2 separate regions of the Mus musculus genome follow, and region 2 is linked to region 1. Evidence: chromatin loops called from intact Hi-C (ENCODE). Cell type or tissue: left cerebral cortex. All regions are shown on one strand. Each heading gives the region's core, and the rest is flanking DNA. Links, peaks and the distances in the headings are about the cores only.

Evidence for each region. A loop is a pair of places that touch in the nucleus more often than their neighbours do. Peaks named below come from ENCODE experiments on the same cell type or tissue, not always from the same donor. Only the 100,000 strongest peaks of a DNase experiment are listed, where the experiment ranks them.
Region 2: a loop joins it to region 1, with 2.7 times the contacts of the local background. A loop is called at or near these places in 1 of 42 quality-filtered maps.

The regions. Positions count from the first base shown.
Region 1 is chr12:111,001,827-111,013,039 of GRCm38, forward strand. 6030440G07Rik (RIKEN cDNA 6030440G07 gene) reads left to right here. Exons shown (of 3, transcript NR_036598.1): 2 at 11,064-11,180. Among named protein-coding and RNA genes, the nearest start is that of 6030440G07Rik, 13 kb to the left of the region's middle. In left cerebral cortex, for the core only: no CTCF peak of the experiment used is centred there; a DNase peak (open chromatin) is centred at 4,390.
Region 2 is chr12:110,709,335-110,720,547 of GRCm38, forward strand. No RefSeq gene overlaps it. Among named protein-coding and RNA genes, the nearest start is that of Hsp90aa1, 19 kb to the left of the region's middle. In left cerebral cortex, for the core only: a CTCF peak has its summit at 4,637 (motif pointing right); no DNase peak of the experiment used is centred there.

The DNA of each region.
Region 1 (11,213 bases), core at 2,380-7,379:
GATCACCTTCAACTGAGAAAGAGGTTTGCTAGGCCTGGAGTCATAGGTGGGGCAAGGTCCTGACAAGAGAGCCCTGCCTGTGTAGTCTCCTCCTCAGCTGACCTCTATCCCTTGTCCATGCCTTGGTTCTCCTGGCATGATGACCCGAGATGCAGCCCCAGATGTTTGTCAGGACTGAGTGTAGTCACAGCACATACCCTCATGCCACAGCTGGAGGAGGCTGGTCTCCTGAGACAGGTAAGCACCGCCCTACTGTCTGTCTCCTCAGAAGGGAGGGGGGCTTCTCTGTGGCTGAGTCCAGAGAAAGATGGCCAAAATGCAAGGCAGAAGCATTTCTTGTTCTGCCTGCTGTGGACTTATGGGCTGGTTGTGTATGCTGCCATGCAATGTCTAAATGAATTGTGCCTTAGACAAGTGCATTGAGTGGCCAGTCATACTTGGTGCCAAGGCATCAGATGATGGGCTTGGGATGTGCTTTGAGATTATAAATCTCTGTCATGCACACACAAATAGTTGGAGAACACACACACACACACACACACAGAGGCTTGTTGGATATTTGACCCTAAGCTGTATGGTCCTAAGATTGAGGGGCTGCAGCCAAGCATGGGGGGGGGCGGGCTAAAGCACGATGTCAATCAAAGGCAAGGACCTGAACCCAGGATGGTCCTTACTGTCCTTGATGTCTCACACCTGGATGTCAGGGGCATCCTGTGGCATTTGTGCATCTAATCCACAGGTGCTCAGTCAGGCCTCAGCCACAATTGGGTGAACCAGGATCACACACAGCTGCTAGCAGGAGAGGCCTGTCCTCCTCTGCTCTGGGCCAGAGGCACCTATTGCCACGGTGCCCTCTCCAGCAGGGGTCGGTGAAAAAAGCACTACTGCAGCTTCTCTATCCAGCTACATCAAGATATCCAGAGATCTCTGCTCAGTGGGAGGGTGAAGGACCACAGCCAACAGCCAACTGTGTCGCTTAACCAAGCCAGGATGAGCCAGGTATCCACGTCCATGGTAGAGGAAGAAACTGAGGCTCGGCCGAGGGTATACTTACTCACATGAGATCCATGTCTTTTGCTCCCATTCCCATTCCTCTAAAACGCACGCACATTGTGTTTAGGCTCAGTGGTGTGAAGGTGAGTACGCTGATGTTGTAACATTTGCTTCTCCCCAAAATTCCTCTTTTTCTTCTGACTTTACACACAATTAAATGATTTCAGTGGTTCACATTCTGAGTTGGAGAGGAAGATTTGAAAGATACTGAGAAAGAGGAAATACACGACGGGTGGGCCCTGTGGCACCTGTCTATGACGCTAGCGCTCAGGAGATAGAGGCAGGATGCTCTCTGGAAGCTCAAGGCCACATTGAGATCCTGAGTTCAGGCCAGGCTGGGATAATGAAGGGCATAGGACAGAGATGTGTTGACTGACCAGGACACAGGGATAAGTGGGAGAGGAGTTTAACAAAGAGAGTAAAGCTTCCCCCAGGTTCCAGGAGCCGCCTGGACCATCACACCTGCAGGTAATTAAACATGGTGTTGCTTCCAAACCTGCTCATCTCACTGAGCAATCCACAGCATCCGCAAAGCACACAGGTTTTAAAAGCTGCATTCCAGGCTGGAGAGATGGCTCAGTGGTTAAGAGCACTAGCTGCTCTTCCAGAGGTCCTGAGTTCAATTCCCAACAATCACATGGTGGCTCACAGCGTCTGTAAAGGGATCTGGTGCCCTCTTCTGCTGTGTCTGAAGACAGCTACAGTGTATTCACATCCATAAAACAAATAAATAAGTTTTTTAAAAAAAGCTACATTCCTAGAGGTTCTGTGCCATCAGACTTAGAAGACAGGCTCTTTCAGGAGCTCCTGGGAGCTCTAGGCCCATCCCCCCACCCTTAATTAAGAATTCTTCACTGGGATTCACCTGATGGTACACACCTTTAATCCCAGCCCTCAGAAAGCAGAGGCAGGTAGAACTCTGAGTTCAAGATCAGCTAGCACACACAGCAAATTCCAAACCAGCCAGGGCTACATAGTAAGACTCTGTTTCAAGAAGAAGAAGAAGAAAAAAAAAACCTTAAAAAAAAAAAGGCTTTATTTGACTTTATGTGTGTGTGTGCTTGGCTTGCAGGCCCTGTGGCAGAGGAGGTCAGAAGGAGATATTCAATCCCCTGGAGCCAGAGTTAGGGGTGGTTGTGAGCCACCACTTGGGTGGGTGCTGGGAACTGAAGCTGTGCTCTCTTCTAGAGCAGCCAGTGCCTTTCCCTGCTGAGCCAGCTCTTCAGCCCCAACAATTTCTGACTAGGGTTGCATCAAGTCAGCCTCGAACCTCCGCTCACCCACCACTTGAGAACCGAACGCTTTGTTCCCAACCTCTGGGCACCTGTTAGACATAATGGCGTGAACCCTTAAACAGTAGCCCAGCGGCAGAAGTGACTGTTGCCAGAGCTGGGCGTGGCTTGCCTGTGATCCCAGTCTTAAGAAGGTGGAGACCAGAGGATTCTGTCATTGGAGGCTCTGTAGTTCTAAGTCATCCTCAGCTACACAGGGCGTGGAGACACTGCCCAAAATAGTAACAGTCACCCAAGATTGATGTTTCGAAATGATGCTTTGAGTAACTTCACCTTCAGATGGCTGTGGGTTTGGGTATAATGAGACCATTGTGAAGAGGGAGTGGGACATGTCAGAATTGGAAGGCTCCTCAGTGTAGGTTGCTGCCTTTATGTCTCTGAGTTCTGTGTTGACAGAAGTGGCAGTGTCCCCCTGGCATGTGGGACAGGCGGCTCCTACACATGCAGAAGTTGCCAGGGAACATGCATGTCAAAAAGCACGATGAGCCCTTTGCTCACCTGCTAGTCCCCAAGTCCCCAAGTGATACTTTGTTTTGTTTTGAGACAAAGCTTCACTATGTATCCCAGGGTGGCTTCAAATTCACAGTGGCCTTGCCTCCTGTGGGCTGGGAATGCTGGTGCAAGCCACCATGGTTCTAGTGACATTTTGATTTTTTTGTTGTTTTGAGACAGGGTCCTCTGTAACTCAGGCTAGTCTTCAACTCACTAAGTAGCCAAGGATGTCCTTGAATTCTTCCTCATCCTGATTTCTTGTCTCAGGTGCTGGGTGTGTATAGGGGGTATGTACAGATGTGTACGGCTACACTAGACTTTTAATCGACCTCTGACATTCATTGTCTCACAGTTCAGGCAGGTCAGGAACTCAGAAGTGGCTCAGCCCACTCCACTCAGGATGCAGTGGAGACAAGGCATCTATCTGCTGGTAGCTTTAGGCCCTGACCACGTGGACTTCCCCCGGGCTGGCTGTTCCGGGCTGTGGCCTCTAATACCCTCTAACCTCCTAAGCAAGAGGTTGACGCAAACTCCTGCAGTAGAAGTCATGTTCAACCTACCTGTAAAGTGACGCCATTCCCCACCCTGTTCTCTTTACTAGCCTGCCCTTCCCAGAATCCAGGAGTCAGTTTTGAGGAGACAGGATCCAGGGCCTCTGGGCGGCTACCTCTCACTATCCCCCATGACAGTCCTGGTTGGACAATCGAGTTCTGCTGAGGATTGGGTGCCTGGCACATCCTCCCAGCCACTCCGGGAACTTGGTGTCTAGGGGCACTGTCCTAGGAACAGAGAAGGGCCATATTCTATTCCCTCTGTCAACCTCACTAGAAGCTGGAGCTGGCCAGGATTCCTAAGGTCACGTGTTAGAACCGGAGGAGGAAGCTGAGTGGACAGGCTGGGCCTGAGGGGTCTGCAGGACAGACAAGGGCCGTGCACGACACGGGAGCTGGCCAGGTTGAGTCTGAAGCGGGAAGATGCTTTATGTTGGGGGTTGAGGTAGAAGGGAGAAGTGGGAGGGCAGAATTTACCCCAGACCACTGAGCCTTGGAGACTAGAGCAGACAGCTGGGGCCAGGGCCCTGGAGCACTGCAGGCTCAGAGCAGCAGACAGCTGAGGAGGTAACTGAGAGCAGTGGCAACAGGAACAGGACAAGAGGAGGTGAAGAAAGCCCTGCAGACGTGTGGGCCAGCACAAGGTGAGCTGGCTGTTGAGGCAGAATGGGGTCAAGGGTCAAAGCAGGCAAAAGTTTCCGTTCGGGGGGGGGGGGGTAAGTGGAGAGTAGGTGCCTGGTCCAGGCTCAGTGGGTCAGTACAGGCCCAGGCTTCACTAAGCTGAACATATCCAGATGTTCCCTCCCAGGTGGAGGCAAGTCACGTGTCCCACCCAGAGGTGGGACTCCTGCCCCAGCGGGTCCAACCTGTTTGCCCTACACCCTGCCCATGACCGTACCACTGCCCACAGTTATCCCTGCCTGGGAACTACCATGCATCCCAGAGCTCTCAGGCCAGGCTGGCACACTGTTTAGTATTGCCTCCTCCAGGAATTCCACGGGCCTTGGACTTTTCCCAGGTCTCTGGAGTGTGTGTGTGTGTGTGAAGCTGTGGGAGGGATGTAAGAGATAGCTGCTCCCCAGGGGTAGACATTCGGTTTCTCTACAGTGAACTTCCAACGCTCACCTGGTACCACAGGTCTGGAAAGTCCTGTCCTCCTCACGCCTCTCTGACACACCCCGCCTCCACTGGATCATCCTTAGTAGCTGGGCTGGGGCTGGGCTGGGCTGGGGTGGAGGTGGGAATAGGGATGGGCTGGACTGGGGCCAGGCTGAGGCTGGAGCTGGGCCAGGACAGGACCGGGGGCTAGGGCTGGGGCTGGGGCTGGGCCGAGGACTGGGCCGGGGCTGGATGGTAGAACTCTTGCTGAGAACACAGTCTATTGTTCAGTCCCCAGGACCACACTCAAACAAGAAATTCTCTCCAGCAAACACAGGCACCTCCTCCTTGCTCCCCTGATTGCCTCTGAGCAGAGCCTTGAGAGGCTTGGCCACTGAACCTGTACACTGGGAGAGCTGGAGAAGCCCAGCATGGGCAAGGCCAGCGCTGAGGGCCTAGTCTACTGTATCCAGATTGTTCTCTCGCCTAACCTGCCTTCCTCTCCCTTCTTCAGACGACTAGACCTTTCCTGTCCTTCAAGTCCTCTCAGGCTCAAAGCCTGACTGAGCTTGAGACAGTGAACTCTCTCTGGCCTCATTTCCTTGACCGTTAACTGGAGGCAAAGGAAATCCCCCCTCCTCTGCTGAGGCATCAGGAGAGATGGGTGGGCAGTGGGTGCTGGCGTGTGCATGCACACACACACACACACACACACACACACACACGCACACGCACATGCACGTGCATGCAGACAGGCACACACACTGCTCCCAGCCTCCAGGTCTGGCAGGACAACTACACTATACACGGTTGGTGGCACTCTCCATTGTGGCACCCCAGCTATTTGAACCCACTAGGTGCCCCTTGGCCTGAAAATGGAAACTGGTGCACAGAGCCCAAATCAGGGATAGGAAAGGTCCTGTGGCTCTGCTGTGTCGTGGGGTAAAAGGCCCTTGCACCCCAGGCAGTCAGGCAGGCCTTGCCAAGGGACACTACTGTTTACTGCTAACATCAGCTAGGAAAATCACCCAGAAAACAGACTACGGAACCTCAAGAGGCCTGCAGTCCCACAGGTGCCCTGGATGCTGAGGGTTAGGCAGGATTCCTGAGATCTGAATCCAGACCCAGCCAGATGATCTGCCTATAATTGTGGGCTCCAAATTCCTCAGCAGGTTGCCAAGGTCACCTCCTGGGTCCCTCTGGCTCAGGTTTGGACATGCAGCCTGGGTTCCCAGTGTCAGTGGAGCCCTGGACATGCAGTCTTTACTCGTATGGTGCTATTTGGTCCCTTAGCTCAAGATTATAAGGGAACTTTGAACCCTGTCACAGCCCTGGTGTTTAAAGTAAATCTGGTGGCTTCTTAAACCCCAGCCCCTCCCCTGCAGCCAAGCTCCCCCCACCCCTGCCCCAACTGCTCTATCCCTTGACCTCATGTGGAGGAGCCTGATAACCCATTTTACAAGTGGCATGTAAGGTCGAACAATGTCTTAGCCAGGAACCTAACTTCCGGTGTTCGTTCCTGTGTAAGCCTCCTGCTCTCAACCCCTTCCCCCTCCCCCTGGAAACCCCGTCTCTACTTAGTGACTCACTGCAAGTCTAGATAAAGTTCTTTGTTACTGCCTTGAAGCTACTGAGGAGGACACACGGAAGCACACACGCACGCACACACACACACACACACACACACACACACACACACGCTGCCGCTCTCGTCACTACCTCCCCAGCACTACCTAGGTTGGACCTCTTCCATGGGGCCTGAGACAAGGCTTCCCATCACCGTTTCCCCACCACTGTCTCGAGAGGCCTGAGAGCTCTCGGAAGCCGGATCTTCTGAGGCCTGAGACCTGCGCCCACTCTTCTGTGTTCACCCTCAGGGGTCCCTTGCCCGTGTCCATGGTTCACTTCTTCTATGGAAGGCATCTTCTTTTTTCCAGGAACACATTGCTCTTCACCCTGCAGGTGGCAAACCGCAGTCCCCCGTGTCTTCCATTGCTGGGCCCAGTAATTAGCAAAAACTCATTAGTTTATAGCCTGTCTCTAGGCCCTACCGGAAGCAAGTACAGACTCATCCCCACTGAGGCCACCTAAGTCAGGCGGCTCCTCCAGGAGTCAGGAGACAGAGCTAGACAAAGGATCCTGGTGCTAGACAAAGGACGCGACCCTTCAGCAGGGCTACGGCTGCCTGCCCTTGACCCTTGAGTCTTGGGCTCCCGTGTCTTTAACTCCTGGACTTGGCTTATTTCCTGTATCTAAACCAAGTGGTGCCGCCAGCCTCAAGGTCCCTGTTTTCTGTGTCCATTCTTAACAGGTGTTGTCTGAAATAGCCTTTGGCATGCTTCCAGTGACACAGGACACAGCCTCCTTGGTGTGCTCTCTTGGCAGGTGTGGGCTTAGAGTAGGGAAGGCTACAGCCGGGGACTACACCCTGTCAATTACTGGAGTGATCCGTGTCACAGATCCAGCATGATGAGGGTGGGGCAGAGAGCGCGGCAGGCAGGAAGTCCAGAGATCTGGAGGGTGAGTTTCAATGGGACAGTGAAGGAGAGGGCGTTCCAGCAGAGAAAGCTGGGAGATGCACTGAGACAAGGATCCCCTAACTCCCCCGGGGTGGAAGTGGCCAAGGGGGCAGAGGCTGCTGCCTGGGACTGGGGGCCATATGCAGCCTTTGGATGTGAGCCCAGCAGCTCCAAGGAGCCTGGCCAGGGTATTGCCAGACTGCATTTAGTGTATCCCTCTGGGATCTGTGTCTTGTCAGGCTCTGCCTGCTTGAGAAGAAAAGGCTTGCTTCATCGTTCAGCATGACCCCCATGCCTCCTCCATCTCTGTAGCTGTGTGGAGAGCAGAGGGTTAGATGGGCACCAGGCCCCGGTTTGCAGATGTTTGTAGACTCCAGGGAGATGCTTGGCCAGCCAAGAAAAAGGGCCAAGTTCTGCCTGCACCATTTAGGGAAGTTTCCAGGAAGGTGCCTGAGGCAGAAGAGGGAGAGGTAGGAGGGAGAGGTGCCAAGAGGCAGGGTAGCGGGAGGGGTTCAGAGAGGGGGATAGCACAGAAGCAGGAAAGAGCCCTGACATGTTCTACCTGTGTGTCTGTCTCTGCTCAAGGCTGTGAAGGTGCTACATCCAGCACCCATAGCTGTACTCAGAGAGCATCAGAGGCCTGCTTATGCAGCTGCAAGGTTAGGGTGTGTGGGGGTGGGATCGGACCCTGAACAGAGGTGAGGCAGGAAAAATCACGCTAAAACTAAGACCTATCTATCTGATTGGAGAGGCTTAGCCATGGGCAGGGGAGAAGTTTGGCTAAACATGGAGAATAAGCCTTGCTCAATCCTCTGTTTCCTCTGGAATCTCATTGACAACAATAACGGGGGGGGGGGTGGTTTAAAGGAATAAAGAGGTGACAACTCTGACATGGGAGTCATTGTAGGAGATAGAAAACAGATAGGATTCAACAGAAAAGCAGCAGATACCATATCTCTGCGGACCCAGCAGACCGGGTAGGGCTGTTGTCGGGAGCTGAAGGAGGCAGGGCTGGGACAATGTGACAGCCTGTTGACAGAAGGTAGCAGGCTGCTGGGCCCTGTGGCAGACATCCCCAAGGTTCCCTATGACTTCTGGTTTCTAGAGCTTGGACAAATTTCTCCTGGAGTCCAGACAGGGCCTGAATGTCACTTCTGAGCTATAGAACACGGCCCCTGGTGACAGATCTCTGGTGGTTTCATTACATCATGCCAGGGCTGCCTAAGCAGGACAGAAAGCCAGCTTCTGGGCTGGATCTCTGAAGGAGGAAGCCATGCAGAGGAGCCCATGGCTTATAGCCTCCAGCCAGGCAGAGCCAGGACCCTGCACTATTAGGAAACCAAACCCACTGACAGCCCAGCGTTCAGGAGGCTGAGGCAGGAGGGCTGATTTAAGTATGAGGTCAATCTTGGTTACATGGAGTACAAAGACGGTCATTGTTAAATAAACAGACCTTGTCTCAGGAAACAACAGAGGCTGTAGAAATGGCCCAGTTGCTCAAAAGCCTGCTGTGCAAGAGTGAGGGACGGAAACTTTAGCACTTGTGTAAAAAGCTGTGTGCGAGCCAAGCTGCGTGGCGCATGCCTCAAATCCTGCCACTCAGGAGGCAGAAGCAGGCAGATAGAGCTTTGGGAGTTCAACCAACCTGGTCTAAACAGCAAGTTCCAGCCCAGCCGAGGCCACATAGAAAGATCTTGTCAAAAAAAAAAAAAAAAAAAAAAAAAAGAAAAAAAAAGAAAGGATACTTGTAATTCCAGTTCGAAGACAAAAAGATCCTTGGGATTCTGGTGTCCAGGCAGCCTTAGTGAAGGAGACCCAAGGTCCCAGGGAGAGATTTTTTTTCCCTCAAAAAGCAAGATGCATGGACATCTACACACATATGCACTCGCATACATGTTGTACTGGCTAGTTTTGTGTCAACTTGACACAGCTGGGGTTATCACAGAGAAAGGAGCTTCAGTTGAGGAAATGCCTCCATGAGATCCAGCTGTAAGGCATTTTTCTCAATTAGTGATCAAGGGGGATAGGCCCTTGTGGGTGGGGCCATCTCTGGGCTGATAGTCTTGGGTTCTATAAGAGAGCAGGCTGAGCAAGCCAGGAGAAGCAAGCCAGTAAAGAACATCCCTCCATGGCCTCTGCATCAGTCCTGCTCCCTGACCTGCTTGAGTTCCAGTCCTGACTTCCTTGGTGATGAACAGCAGCATGGAAGTGTAAGCCAAATAAACCCTTTCCTCCCCAACTTACTTCTTGGCCATGATGTTTGTGCAGGAATAGAAACCCTGACTAAGACACATGTGAACACACATATGCACCCACACACATGTGAACATACATATGAACTTACATGTGAACACGCGTGCACCTGCAAACAAAAAGCCACATGCACCTGTATAACAGAAATACACATAAATGGACTTATGCACAGAGCCTGGCACGGTGGCTTATACCTGTGACCCTCGCACCTGGGAAGCTGAGGCAGGTAGGCCCACAGGTTTGAGGATAGCCTGGGCTACATAGTGAGTTTCTAGCCAGCCTGGCCTATAGAATGAGAGTCTGTCTCAAAAAACAAAACTAAAATAAAATAAATAAATGAAATCTAAGTGATAAAAATAAATAACAAGGAAACAGGAAGAAGGAAAGGATAACAGTTAGCATAACTAGGGGGTGGGCCTAGGAATGAGAGACTCCAACTAGCGGGGGGCGGAGGGTGTCTTAGCCAGAGAGAGACTGAAGGACAAGTCTCCAGGGAACTGGCTCACTATGCCCTGCACAAGGCTCAAAAAGTCCTAAACCAAGGTACATGACTGAGCTCTTGGGAAGCACCAGAGGTATGTTTAAGTCCCCAAACACCTTTGCAGAGGCATAAACTTCGTCAGTGGGAGCAAGGAGCCAGGCATAGTGGTTGAGGTCTGTAATCCCACCACTTAGGAAGTGGACGGGATTTGGAAGAAAGCCAAAGTAGCAGAATTGATGTTGGAAAGGATTCATCTCTTAGGAAACATGAAATCACACAAGGCAGAATGTAGCTGAGGGAACACTGCCTCCCCAGCACCCCAAAAATGTGGACTCTGCTAACCAGGCTGTTAGGTAGGGTGTACAGCCTTAGGGTGTAAATGTCCGTTCACCAGGACTGACCAACCCCTCAGACCATTCCTGAATAACAGCCAGCTCAAGGGCCGTGCAGGCTCAACCAGAGTCCTGGCCTGCCATGAAGCCTCCAGTTCTCCTCTTGAGAAAAGCATAATCCTCACAGGTGGGCGAGATGACCCCAGCTAGCAACTATTTGAAAAAAAAAAACAAAACAACACTGGTGTACTTAAGATAACTCTGACAATATGCAATATCATTGCTGTGTCATTTTCCCATCTGCCTAAGTTGGCCAGACTTGTTTAAACTGCTCAAATTCTAACCTGGGGCCAGGACCTGAAAGGGATTTCAGGATGACAGGATATATGGAATGCATAAGCCTAAAGTGTATCGAAGTTACTGAAATCTTCATAGCTGCTCTTTTTTGAGTGTTAGCTACAGCCAGACCTGTCCCATATTAAAGATCTTTTCCTTTATTGATCTCTAGTGTGTGTGGTGATTTCTCTCCGGGAAGGCATATTGATTCCATAACCAAGGCAGAGAGCTAAGAGTTAGCTACATAGCTTATTCAGGGCTGGCCTGGGATACATTAGACTCTGTCTCAAAACAATAAAAAAAATCACTAGCACTGGAAGGTGGAAGAGAATGGAGAAGTGCCTGCAAAATGCTAAGGAGAAGGGGTTGTTTTCAGGGTGTTTGTCTGTTTTTTTGAGACAAGGTTTCTCTGTGCAGCCCTAGCTGTCCTGGAACCCATTCTGTAAACCAGGCTGGCCTCAGATGCCAGAGATCTGCCTGATCCAGGTGCTGGGATCAAAGGTGTGTGCCACCACTGCCAGCCCCGAGAAAGAATTTTTCAATTTGAATTTCTATACCCAGCCAAACTACTATCAAGCAAAAAATGTTGGTTATAAACACTTCTCAGAAATGCAAAGGTTAATCAAACCGATCTGCTATGTACCTTTTTCTTTAAGAATGACTAAAGAGTGCACTTCAGTGAAGGAAGGAGCTAAGAGAAAGAAAGATAAAGATCCCAGAGAGACAAAGTGGAAAACCCAGATCACCAGTAACTGTTGTTGGCCCAGAGAATGGTAAGGATGAATGCAGGAGGTGGGCTTCTGTGA
Region 2 (11,213 bases), core at 2,137-7,136, 290 kb before region 1:
GCACGCACATACAAATGAATGTTTGAATGTATTAAATTTAAAGTTATTCTGAGGGCAGGAAGAAAGAGGATGGGTGTCCTGCACCATTCTTTACAGTAATGCCGAGAGAAGGCAGAACATTCTGGAAGCACAGGACCTGCGGCTGATGCGCTCGCTGCAGCCTCTTAGGGCCTGGGGAGAGAGAACTTCATGCACGGGATCCATGCAGCCCTGCCGACTTTTTTTTGTTTTTGTTTTTGTTTTTCGAGACAGTGTTTCTCTGTGTAGCCCTGGCTGTCCTGGAACTCACTCTGTAGACCAGGCTGGCCTCAAACTCAGAAATCCACCTGCCTCTGCCTCCCGAGTGCTGGGATTAAAGGCGTGCGCCACCACTGCCCGGCCCCTGCCAACATTTTGGGGACTCTGCTCACCACTCTTCCTCAGAATAACCCCTGGTTGTTGGAGTTTTTTTGTTGTTTGCTTGTTTGTTAGTTTTTATAATTTATGGTTTTTATTTTTGTGGTGCTGGGAACTGAACCCAGATCTTGCCCATGCTAAATGCTATACCACTAAGCTTATACTTGCCTTTGTAAGGACAGTGCTCTCTCAGGCCTGGCCTTGAACTCAGAAATCCGCCTGCCTCTGCCTTCCAAGTGCTGGGACTAAAGGCATGCGCCAACACTGCTTGGCCTCAACTGTTTATTTTTTAACTTTTACAAAAGATTTTATTGTTTTATGTGCACCACATGCCTGTCTGGTGCCCTGGAAGGCCAGACAAGGGCTTCGGATCCCTTGGGACTGGAGCTACAGACCTCTGCAAGCCACCATGTGGATGCTGGGAACTGAGCTCAGGTCCTCTTCAAGAGCAACAAGTGTCCTTAGCTACTGAGTCATCCTTCCAGCCGCAGACCACACAGTGCTCTGCTTTAGTATTTTCTGAGAAGAGGGAGGTGGGATGAACTGGGACCACTATGGAAGAAAGAGAGCAGTGGACATGCTAAACAGACACATACTTGAAACCAGCTTTCTTAACAAACCCACAGGGGATCAAAATTTCCTTCCCTAAACCAGAGCAGAGCTGTCTGAACACAGGTTATAACCCTTAGGCAGAGTGTAATCTCAGGAGCAAGGGCTGAGAAAGGAAAGCAAGAGTGAACTTGTTCTTATGCGCATGTGTAGCTGGCATTCTGTGGGAGATAGGAAGGGTAGCCATAGCTATAATAGTGCTAAACGTGAATGAAAGGTGCCGAGTGTTGGTGACTATTTCCCATAGGAGGTAAGGTTTGGCAAATACACATGACTACTCCAAGCCAGGCTCCAGTCTACACACAAGATGCCAGATAGGAACAACGGATTCCTGGTTTCTGTGTTTTGTTTTTATTTTGAGACAGGGTCTCTCTGGGTAGCCCTGGCTGTCCTGGAACTCACTCTGTAGACCAGGCTGGTCTCAAACTCAGAAATCCTCCTGCCTCTGCCTCCTCAGTGCTGGCATTAAAGTTGTACATCACCACTGCCCGGCTCAGGTCCCTGTTCCTCAAAAGCTGACAACTGCCTGGGGAAGTGGATGTTCTTCTTAGTAGACACACATATAAAGTATCTACTAGTAGAAATCACGGGAAGTAGGCATGGATCAGTGGTTAAGAGAAATTACTGTTTTTCTAAAGGACCCAGGTTCCATTCTCAGCACACATGTCAGGCGGCCTACAACTGCTTATAACGCCAGCACCAGGGGATCCAGTGCCTTCCTCTAGCCTACATTGGCACCTGTACTCACATAACCACACACCCACACACCCATACCCACACACCCACACACAAGTTTAATGAGAAATCAATGTGACAAAATTGAAATTGGGGGTATGAGGGCAAACCTCTCAGAGAAAGCAGCCATTAAGCTATAACCTGAGTGAGCTGAGTGAACTTGGTGTCTGACACCTGTGATCTCAACATTTGGGAGGTTGGAACAGGAGGATCAGGAGTTCATGGCCAGCCTCGGTCATGTGAGACCCCATTTCAAAACAAAATAAATCCTATCATCTTTCCTCCCTCAACACACACACACACACACAAATCCCCCAAGCTGAGCAAGTGAATGGCAGAGTGAAGACCACACCCAGCTGAGGCGGGCTTCAAGAATGAGTGGCATGCTGTTGCCTCTGGGGGACAGAAGGGAAGGGAATCTGATTTGTGCAGAGGCTGAAGGCACAGGCATGACAGGTATGAGGAACTGTGGCTGCCAATGTTGGGATGTTGGGAAAGAGAGCTCGTGGAGATGGAACACCATGAGAGTTGGGGCAAAAAAACGAGAGCAGAGGGTGGACCAGCCAAATAGGAGTTTCCCATCAGAATCCGTTGTATATTTACTGTGCTTTGAGTAAATTAGAGGTGTGTGTGTGTGTGTGTGTGTGTGAGAGAGAGAGAGAGAGAGAGAGAGAGAGAGAGAGAGAATGTGTATGTGAGAGAGTGTGTGTGTTTCTCTCCCCCCTCTCCCGTTCCATCTTTCCTCTGATAGTGCCTTAAATCAAAGCGTAGGCTGACTGACATTCACTACATAGCTCAATGACTGGCTTCAAGCCCCCAGCGATCCTCTTAACCTCTGTTGGCTGTCCTGGAACTCACTCTGTAGACCAGGCTGGCCTCGAACTCAGAAATCCGCCTGCCTCTGCCTCCCAAGTGCTGGGATTAAAAGCGTGCACCACCACTGCTTGGCAGTGTTAAGTTATTTCAATTTAGAAATTTTGTTAGGGATGGAGAGATGTCTCAGCAGGTGAGAGCACTTAGGTCAGAGCACTGACTGCTCTTCCAGGGGTCCTTCCTGAGGTCAATTCCCAGCAACCACATGGTGCTCACAGCCATCTGTGATGGGATCCGATGCCCTCTTCTGGGGTGTCTGAGGACAGTGGCAGTGTACTCACATAAAATGAATAAATAAATAAAATAAATAAATAAATAATTTGTTTAATTACCACACAAAGTAATAGGCTTCATTGAAGAATCCTCAGATATATATGTTTTGATAACCCTCTTCCCTTACTCCTTCCTTGCATCCCCCTTGCCCACCCTCCCTGCTGTGTACCCTTTACCCCTAGTTCTTCTTCCAGTCACATGTGACCTGTATCACATGTATCAACCTTAAATTAAAGCCTTTGATCCAATCTGAATTGATTTTTGTGCATGAGAGATAGACTTAATTTCGGTCTTTTTCAGGTAGACACCCTGTTCTACCAGCACAACTTAAGTTTTCTTTCAATGTATGCTTTTGACGCGTTTTCAAAAATGAGGTGGCTGTATCTCTGTTGTTTTAGTTCTAAACTGATCTAAATGCCTGGTTTCATGCCAGTTCCTTGCTTTAAAAATGTATTATTTTACATGAGTGGATGTTTTGCCTGCACGTATGTCCGTGTAGCATATGTGTGCCCCTTGCTTGCAGAGGCCAGAAGACCTGCTGGATCATTAGGAACTGGACTTACAGAGTTATCAGCCTTCATGTGGGGGCCGGGCATTGAACCTGGCTCCTCTGGGAGAGAAACCAAGGTTTAAAGCACTGAGCCATTTCTCCAGCCCACCCCCTTGTTTCTGTTACTATGGCTCTACTGTATAATCTGAAGTCCAGCGCTGTGATACTTCTAGGAGTGTTCTGTTTCCTTTGATTTTTTTGTAGTCTTTTGTGTCTCTGATGAGATTATCTTTTCTAAGTCTGTGAAGAATATCACTGGGCTTGCAGAACAAGTCCTTTGAACCACTACTACCCAACCCAAATTTCTTCAAGTCTTAAAATTTGTTTAGAGTTTCTGCCAGGTGGGGGTGGGAGTGCACACCTTTATTCTTTCTTTTTTTAGATGTAACTTTTTTTTTTTTAAGATTTATATATTTATTATATGTGAGTACACTGTAGCTGTCCTCAGACACTCTAGAAGAGGGCATCAGATCTCATTACGGATGGTTATGAGCCACCATGTGGTTGCTGGGATTTGAACTCGGGACCTTTGGAAGAGTAGTCGGCGCTCTTAACCACTGAGCCATCTCACCAGCCCGGGGGTGCACACCTTTATTCTTAACACTGAGTGGGCCTGGTCTACAGAGTGAGTTCCAGGACGGCCAGGGCTACACAGAGAATCCCTGTCTCAGAAAACCATGAAACCAACAGTTTTTAAAAAAAGATTTTTTTTTTTCACTTTTAATTTGATGTGGGTGCTGGGAAGCAAAGCCAAGTCCTTTGCAAGAGTGGTGTGTGCTTTTGAGCCATCTCTCCAGCTCCTATGACTTAAAATATTGTTTATTTTGTGTGTGTGTGGCATGTGTGCCTGGCATGTATGTGGAGATCAGAGAACAACTTACAGGAGTCTGTGTCCTCCTTCCCCATGTGTGTTCTGGAGATTGAGTCAGTACTTCCTTTCCCCATGTATGTTCTAGAGATTGAATCCAGGCTTTCAGGCTTGGCGGCAAGGGCTCTCTCCCACGGAGCCATCTCACCAGCCTTTCTTCAGGCCTTTGTCGAATGCTTTTTCTGCATCTATTCAAATGACCCTGTGGTCATTCTGCCCCAGCAGATCCTTATATGATGCATTACATATACTGATTTGCATTATGAATCAATCTTGCATCTCTAGGATGGATACCGCTTAGTCATGATGACCTCTTAAAATTGCCTGTGCACCGCATGTGTGCAGTGCCTTTAGTGGCCAGAAGAGGGCATCAGCTAGCTCTACTAGGACTAGTGTTTTACTCAAACTGCCATTTGACTTCTGGTAATTGAACTCAGATCCTCTCGAGGAGCAACCATTGTTTTTAACCAATAAACGATCTCTCCAGCCCTAGTTTTGAGTTTTTGTCTTATTGAAATGGCCGGGTTGTTTTGAACTCTACTTATTAGTATGTGTACAAGCTCAGGTACTCATGCCCCATGGGGCACATGCAGAGGTCAGAGGCCAACTTGTGTGAGTCAGTTCTCGAATTCCTCCATGGGCTACAAGTCTAGAACTCATGTCCTTGGGCTTGCAGAACAAATACTTTTAACCACCAAGTCATTTTTACCAGTTCTTTTAAAATAACCATTTCTTTCTTTCTATGTCTGTGTGTGTACACTTGTGTTCTTATCTCCCATCTCCCACACAACTTCAGGACGACTTCCTCATTTTCTCAGCGTCTTCAATCGGTGATAGATGTTTATGGGGGCCGGGTGTGGTGGCGCATGCCTTTAATCCTAGCATTTGGGAGGCAGAGGCAGGTGGATTTCTGAGTTCAAGGCCAGTCTGGTCTACAAAGTGAGTTCCAAGATAGCCAGGGCTACACAGAGAAACCCTGTCTCAAAACAAACAAAAAAAAAAACAAAAAACAAAAAACAAAACAAAACAAAAAAGATGTTTATGGGAGGTGGAATGCAGGAAAACATGGCCTACTGTCTAGAAATCTCTATTTTGTGTTAAGCTGCATGTTATAGCTTTGAGGGTACCCTGCACACTGCCCGCAGGGCCTCACGTCCTCAGTGGTACAAGTATCCATACCTGTGGTAATCTAGTGTTCCGTCATTTACTGAGTTCCAGACAGGCAGAGGGGGCTATACAGTCTCGGAAAAAAAAAAAAAAAACAAATAAATAAAGTGTCTGCTGTATATTGAAATAAACAACAACAATAAAAATTCTAAACCAAACCAAACAAACAAAATACTTGCTATGTGGCCCACGTTGGCTTTGAACTCACAGTGATTCTCCTGTCTCAGCTTATGAGCGCTGAGATTCCAGGAATGTGCCATCATATGCAGTTTGGTTTCTTGTTCTCCCCATATTTTAATTCTTAAGGTTTTTGTGTGAAGTAAATTGCTATTTTAATATGACATGGCACTGTATTATGTGAGGAAACTTTTATACAATCTTTTATTGTATCTTTCTTTTTTTTCTGAAACACAGTCTTGCTTAGCCCTGACTGGCCTGGAATTTGCTTTGCTAGTCTTGTCTATGAATTATAGGCATAGGCCCCATGCTCAAGTGTGTCCTTTTGTAAGAAGAAGAAGAAGGAGGTGGAGGCAGAGGCGGAGGCGGAGGAGAGTTAGAAGAATGACAAGAAGAATCAGAAAAAGAAAAAAAGAAAAAACAAAAAAGCAGGGCGTGGTGGCGCACGCCTTTAATCCCAGCACTCGGGAGGCAGAGGCAGGTGGATTTCTGAGTTCGAGGCCAGCCTGGTCTACAGAGTGAGTTCCAGGTCAGCCAGGACTACACAGAGAAACCCTGTCTCAAAAATTTTTTAAAAAATCAAAAAATCAAAAAAAAATCAAAAAAGAAATTAGTTAACTCTCTGACTCTTCTCTCTCTGACCCCTTTCTTCCTCTCTCCTTTCCTCCCTCCCTTCTCAATGTGTTCCTGGCTAGCCTCCTCCTCCTCCTTCTTCTTCTTCTTCTCTCTCTCTCTCTCTCTCTCTCTCTCTCTCTCTCTCTCTGTGTGTGTCTTTCACTGTCCCCTCTCTTTCTCTGCCACTACTACCTTCTCAATTCCCTTTCCCATGCCCCCAAATAAACTCTATTCTATACAAAAGAAAGAGAGAGAGAGAAAGAAAGAACTGGCTAAGCTGAGGAGATGGCTCAGTGTAAGAGAACCTGAGCCCAAGCATGACATCTGAGCTCCATCCTACTCTCATATAGATAAAGGTAGATGTGGTGGTGTGTGTAGCACCTGCAGTCTCGGGACTCCTACTGCGAGAAGAGGGTCTCAGACAGAAAAATAAGCCAGAAGCTCATGGGCCAGGCAGCCTAGACTATTCTGTGTGGTGACAATCCAGGAGATACCCAGCCTCATCCTGGCGTACAGCTCCAAGTTGCCCTTTGACCTCCACATGAATGCTGCGACTGTGCCTGCCTGCACTCTCCTCTCCACAAAAAACTGCTTGAGGGGATGAGGAGATGGCTCAGAAGATAACGTGCCTGCTGTGTAAACAAGTGGAGCGGAGTTTAATTACCAGGGCCAAGGCAAAGTCAGGCAGAGTTGAGTGCCTGTAATCTCACTGCTAAGCAAGCAGAGACAGGGAGCTTTCTGGGGCTGGCCAACCAGCCAATCTAGATGAATTAATTACTGAGCTCCCGATTCTCTGAGAGATCAAGTTTTTAAAACCTAAGGTGGAGGGGCTGGGGAGATGGCTCAGCAGTTAAGAGTGCTTCTGCTCTTACAGAGGACCAGAGTTCCGTTCTCGGCGGTACCCACTCTGGGAGGATCATTGGCCTGTAACTCCAAGGGAATCCAACATCTCTGGTCTCTGAGACCTACAACTTGCACACACATACCCACACCAACACACACCTAATTTATTTATTTGGTTTTATGAGACAGGGTTTTTCTGTGTAGCCCTTACTGTCCTGGAACTCCATCTGTAGATCAGGTTGGCCTTGAACTCAGAGATCTGGCTGCTTCTGTCTCCTGAGTGCTGGGATTAATGGTGTGCCTTGGCTAGCATACACATAATTTAAAATAAAATAATCTTTTGGCTGGGCATAGCCGTACACAACTTAAATCCCAGCACTTGGGAGGCAGAGGCAAACTATATATATAGTTTGTGGACATATCCCCACATAGACACACATGTTATTAAGAATAATACAAATAAAAAAAGGTGAAGTAATTAAGGAAGACACCTAATGTCTACCCCTGGCCTCTATATGCACATATGTGTGCACACAAATGTACAATGCACACACACACAAATAAATTACAAAATTATTTGAATCAGCTAATTTGGTCCAGGTTGGCCATAAACTCAAAATCCTTCTGCCTCGGTCTCCCAACTTCTGGGATTACAGCCATGTGTCATTGCGATGGCTACTTTTAATTTTCATTTAGACTGGACTAAGAGGAGCTTAGAGGATTGGTGAAGCGGACTTCCGGGTTCGTCTGCCAGAATGTGAAGTGGAAACTTCCAGTTTCTGTGGAAAGGCAGTCATGTCAAATGATGTTTGGCTGGGGCACACAGGTGAGAGAACGTTTTGCTAAAGCAAACACAGGAAAGAATGTTTTCCTGAAGCAGACACAGGTGAAAGGATGTTTTGATATAGCAAACGCATGAAAGGACTCCATAAAGGAGTAAAAATGTGACCCCACAGACAGTGGGAGACAAGCGTTGAGAATTGGTTTGCTCTGCCTCTTTATTCTTCGCTAAGGACACATGTGCATTGGTTTGCCTACCTGTAGCGCTATTGAGTTCAACTCTCATTGAGAGAAACTCACCCAAGAATTGTACCTGAGGTTCCTACAGCAGCTAGCTGCTTCAGCGGCCTTGCCTCAGGCTAATTGGCAGTTGTCTTCAGGACTGAACTGCTGGGTCATGCCTGGTGTTTGCCTGCCGAGAGGACTGACTGGTCTGCAGCTGCTGAGTTGTACTGTGTTTGTTACAGGTTTGAACTACTGAAAAAGATCAAGCTTGCCCCCAAAGAACTATTGCTGAACAGATCCACTTCCCCCACATTCTAACAACTTTTCTCTTCCACTGCTTCTGCTGGGTGCTGGTCTAGAGGAGAGGTTGAACCCTTATTAAAAGGAGGTTGCAAAAACAATGTATGCCTACAGAACCTTTCCAGAGGAAATGTAAGCAATGTCTTGAACACAGGAGGCATTAGCTATAGGCTAGGGGTCCAGATGGAATAAAGAGGAAGAAGAGAGGACTGGGCTGTAGGTCAGTGGGAGAGCACTTGCCTAGCATGCAGAAGACTTTGGGTTTGATCCCTAGCATCACACACACACACACACACACGCACGCACACGCACACGCACACGCGCGCGCACACACACACACACACACACACACACACACACACACGTTTCCCAGCACGGTAGCACACAGCTGTGACTCCCACACACAGAGGGTAGCAACAGGAGAATCGGTTCAGGGTTCAGGTTCAAGGGCATCACTGGCTCCATAGCAGGCTAGAGGCTGGTCTGAGCTGCATCAAATCCTGTTGGAAAAAGGAAAAGGAATAGGAAGAAGATGAGAAAGCTAAGCGGCGTGAGGAAACACTCAAGCTCCACTCTTCTTGAACAAATGTCTCTCACAGCTGCTGTCGTCATGAGCTTCAGTCCAGTCTCTAGCTTGCTGCAAGACAAGCTTGCTTGTCTTCTACCTCGGAAAGGCACTCATGACGGTGGCTCCCACAGTGTCCAGCCCTCAGCTGGTCCTGGACCTGGTTCATTGTATCCTCTTGTTTTGAGGATTTCAGTTTCTTGTATTGAACAGCAGCTACCAGGTTGTTTGGGTGACTGTATAAGCCAACCTAAATCTCTGGTAATTGTGCTGTGTGTGTGTACACATGTGCATACACACACACATTTTGAGGAAGGGTCTCACTATGCCTGGCCTAGAACTACCTATGTAGACCAGGCTAGACCAGGCTAGTGTTGACCTTGTAGGGTTTTGCCTGCCTCCACCTCCCAGGTGCTGGGATTAAAGGCCTGCACCACCACACCTGGCCTATGATGATATATTTTACTGGTTTAGCTCCTTGGCCATAGAAAACCCTAATGCGGATTTGGGTACTTGGAGTGGCTCTAGAGAAACAGAATAGTTAGGATGAATCTCCTTAGTTGGACCTGTGGTTTCTGGAGCCGACGCTCTACTCTGATTACACGTGAACTTGGTAGGCCCCTTCCCGATAGCAGAGAGCAGGCTGAGGATAATCCCTGGCTCCAACTGTTAAAGGAAGCACGGAGAGCAAACACGTTTTATACTCATAACTCACCACTCAGGAGAGGCAGGGAACTTGATGACTGTACATGATACTGTCAAGTATTTCTGGAAAACCAAGAAACACAGTATTGTTAGCTGGTTGCTCTGGCATCGCTGAATAAAGTAACAAAGAAAAAACCTCAGGTACTCACCATCCCAGTTCCCGGTGGGCAGGGACAACTGAAGTATTCTAAGCGTGTCCAGAAGGGGGATCTTCTGACCTGAAGTCATGGGTAGAAGTCGTCAAAAAATAATAATGGCACAAAGCTGCCTCGGATGGCTCGTGCTTGCATGCATTCCTAGCAGTTTGGAGGCGGAGGCATTTGAACTGCCATGAGTTAGGTGGAAGCCTGCTGGGCTACAGCGATAGCCTGTCTCAAAACAAGTTGAACCAAACCAAAACCTAGGCACAGGCCTTCATGTGACTGGCTGGGCTATGATGCAGGTTTAACTCTCAGCCTCTAAGAGTGTGTGCAGCTAAAGTTGTGGTTTACACCGTGGTCCGGGAGGTTCATTACACGCCTATTCCTAAAGAAATCTTGAATTATTTCTTCCTTTTCCTCTTCCTCTTCCTCTTCCTCCTCTTCCTCCTCCTCCTCCTCCTCCTTCTTCTTCTCCTTCTCCTTCTTCTTCTCCTCCTTCTCCTCCATCCTCCTCCTTCTCCTCCTTCTTCTTCTCCTCCTTCTTCTTCTCCTCCTTCTCCTCTCCTCCTTCTTCTCCTCCTTCTTCTTCTCCTCCTTCTCCTCCTCCTCCTTCTCCTCCTCCTTCTCCTCCTCCCTCCTCCTCCTCCTCCTCCTTCTCCTCCTCCTTCTTCTCCTCCTCCTTCTCCTCCTCCTTCTTCTCCTCCTCCTTCTCCTCCTCCTTCTTCTTCTCCTTCTTCTTCTCCTCCTTCTCCTCCTCCTCCTTCTCCTCCTCCTTCTTCTCCTCCTTCTTCTTCTCCTCCTTCTCCTCCTCCTTCTCCTCCTCCTCCTTCTTTTCCTCCTTCTTCTCCTCCTCTTCCTTCTTCTCCTTCTCCTCCTTCTCCTCCTTTTCCTCCTCCTCCTCCTTCTACTTTTTCTTCTTCTTTTTTCTGAGACAAGGTTTCTCTGTGTAGCCCTGGCTGTCCTGGAACTCACTCTGTAGACCAGACTGTCCTGGAACTCAGAAATCCGCCTGCCTCTGCCTCCCAAGTGCTGGGATCAAAGTCGTGTGCCACCATTGTCCAGCAAATTAATACATGTAGGGGCCTAGGGAACATGTATTCGTATGAAACATATTTTAGGATATATGATAGTGGTAGTAGTATAGGAGACATAAAATTAGACAGGCTGAATGTATTGATATGGGGTCCACTGAACGATTCTGGTTGCAGTTTCCTAAGTTAAGAAAGGTAATGCCGCTGGACAGTAGTTGTTGTAGAGGCAGCAGACAAAAACCCTGTCCTGAAAACCACCACCACCACTACCACCAAGAACAAACCAACAAAGGAGAGAGAGAGATGCCAACAGCCTATCTGTATCCTCTGGTTGACTAAAGTATATGGTAAAGTATATATC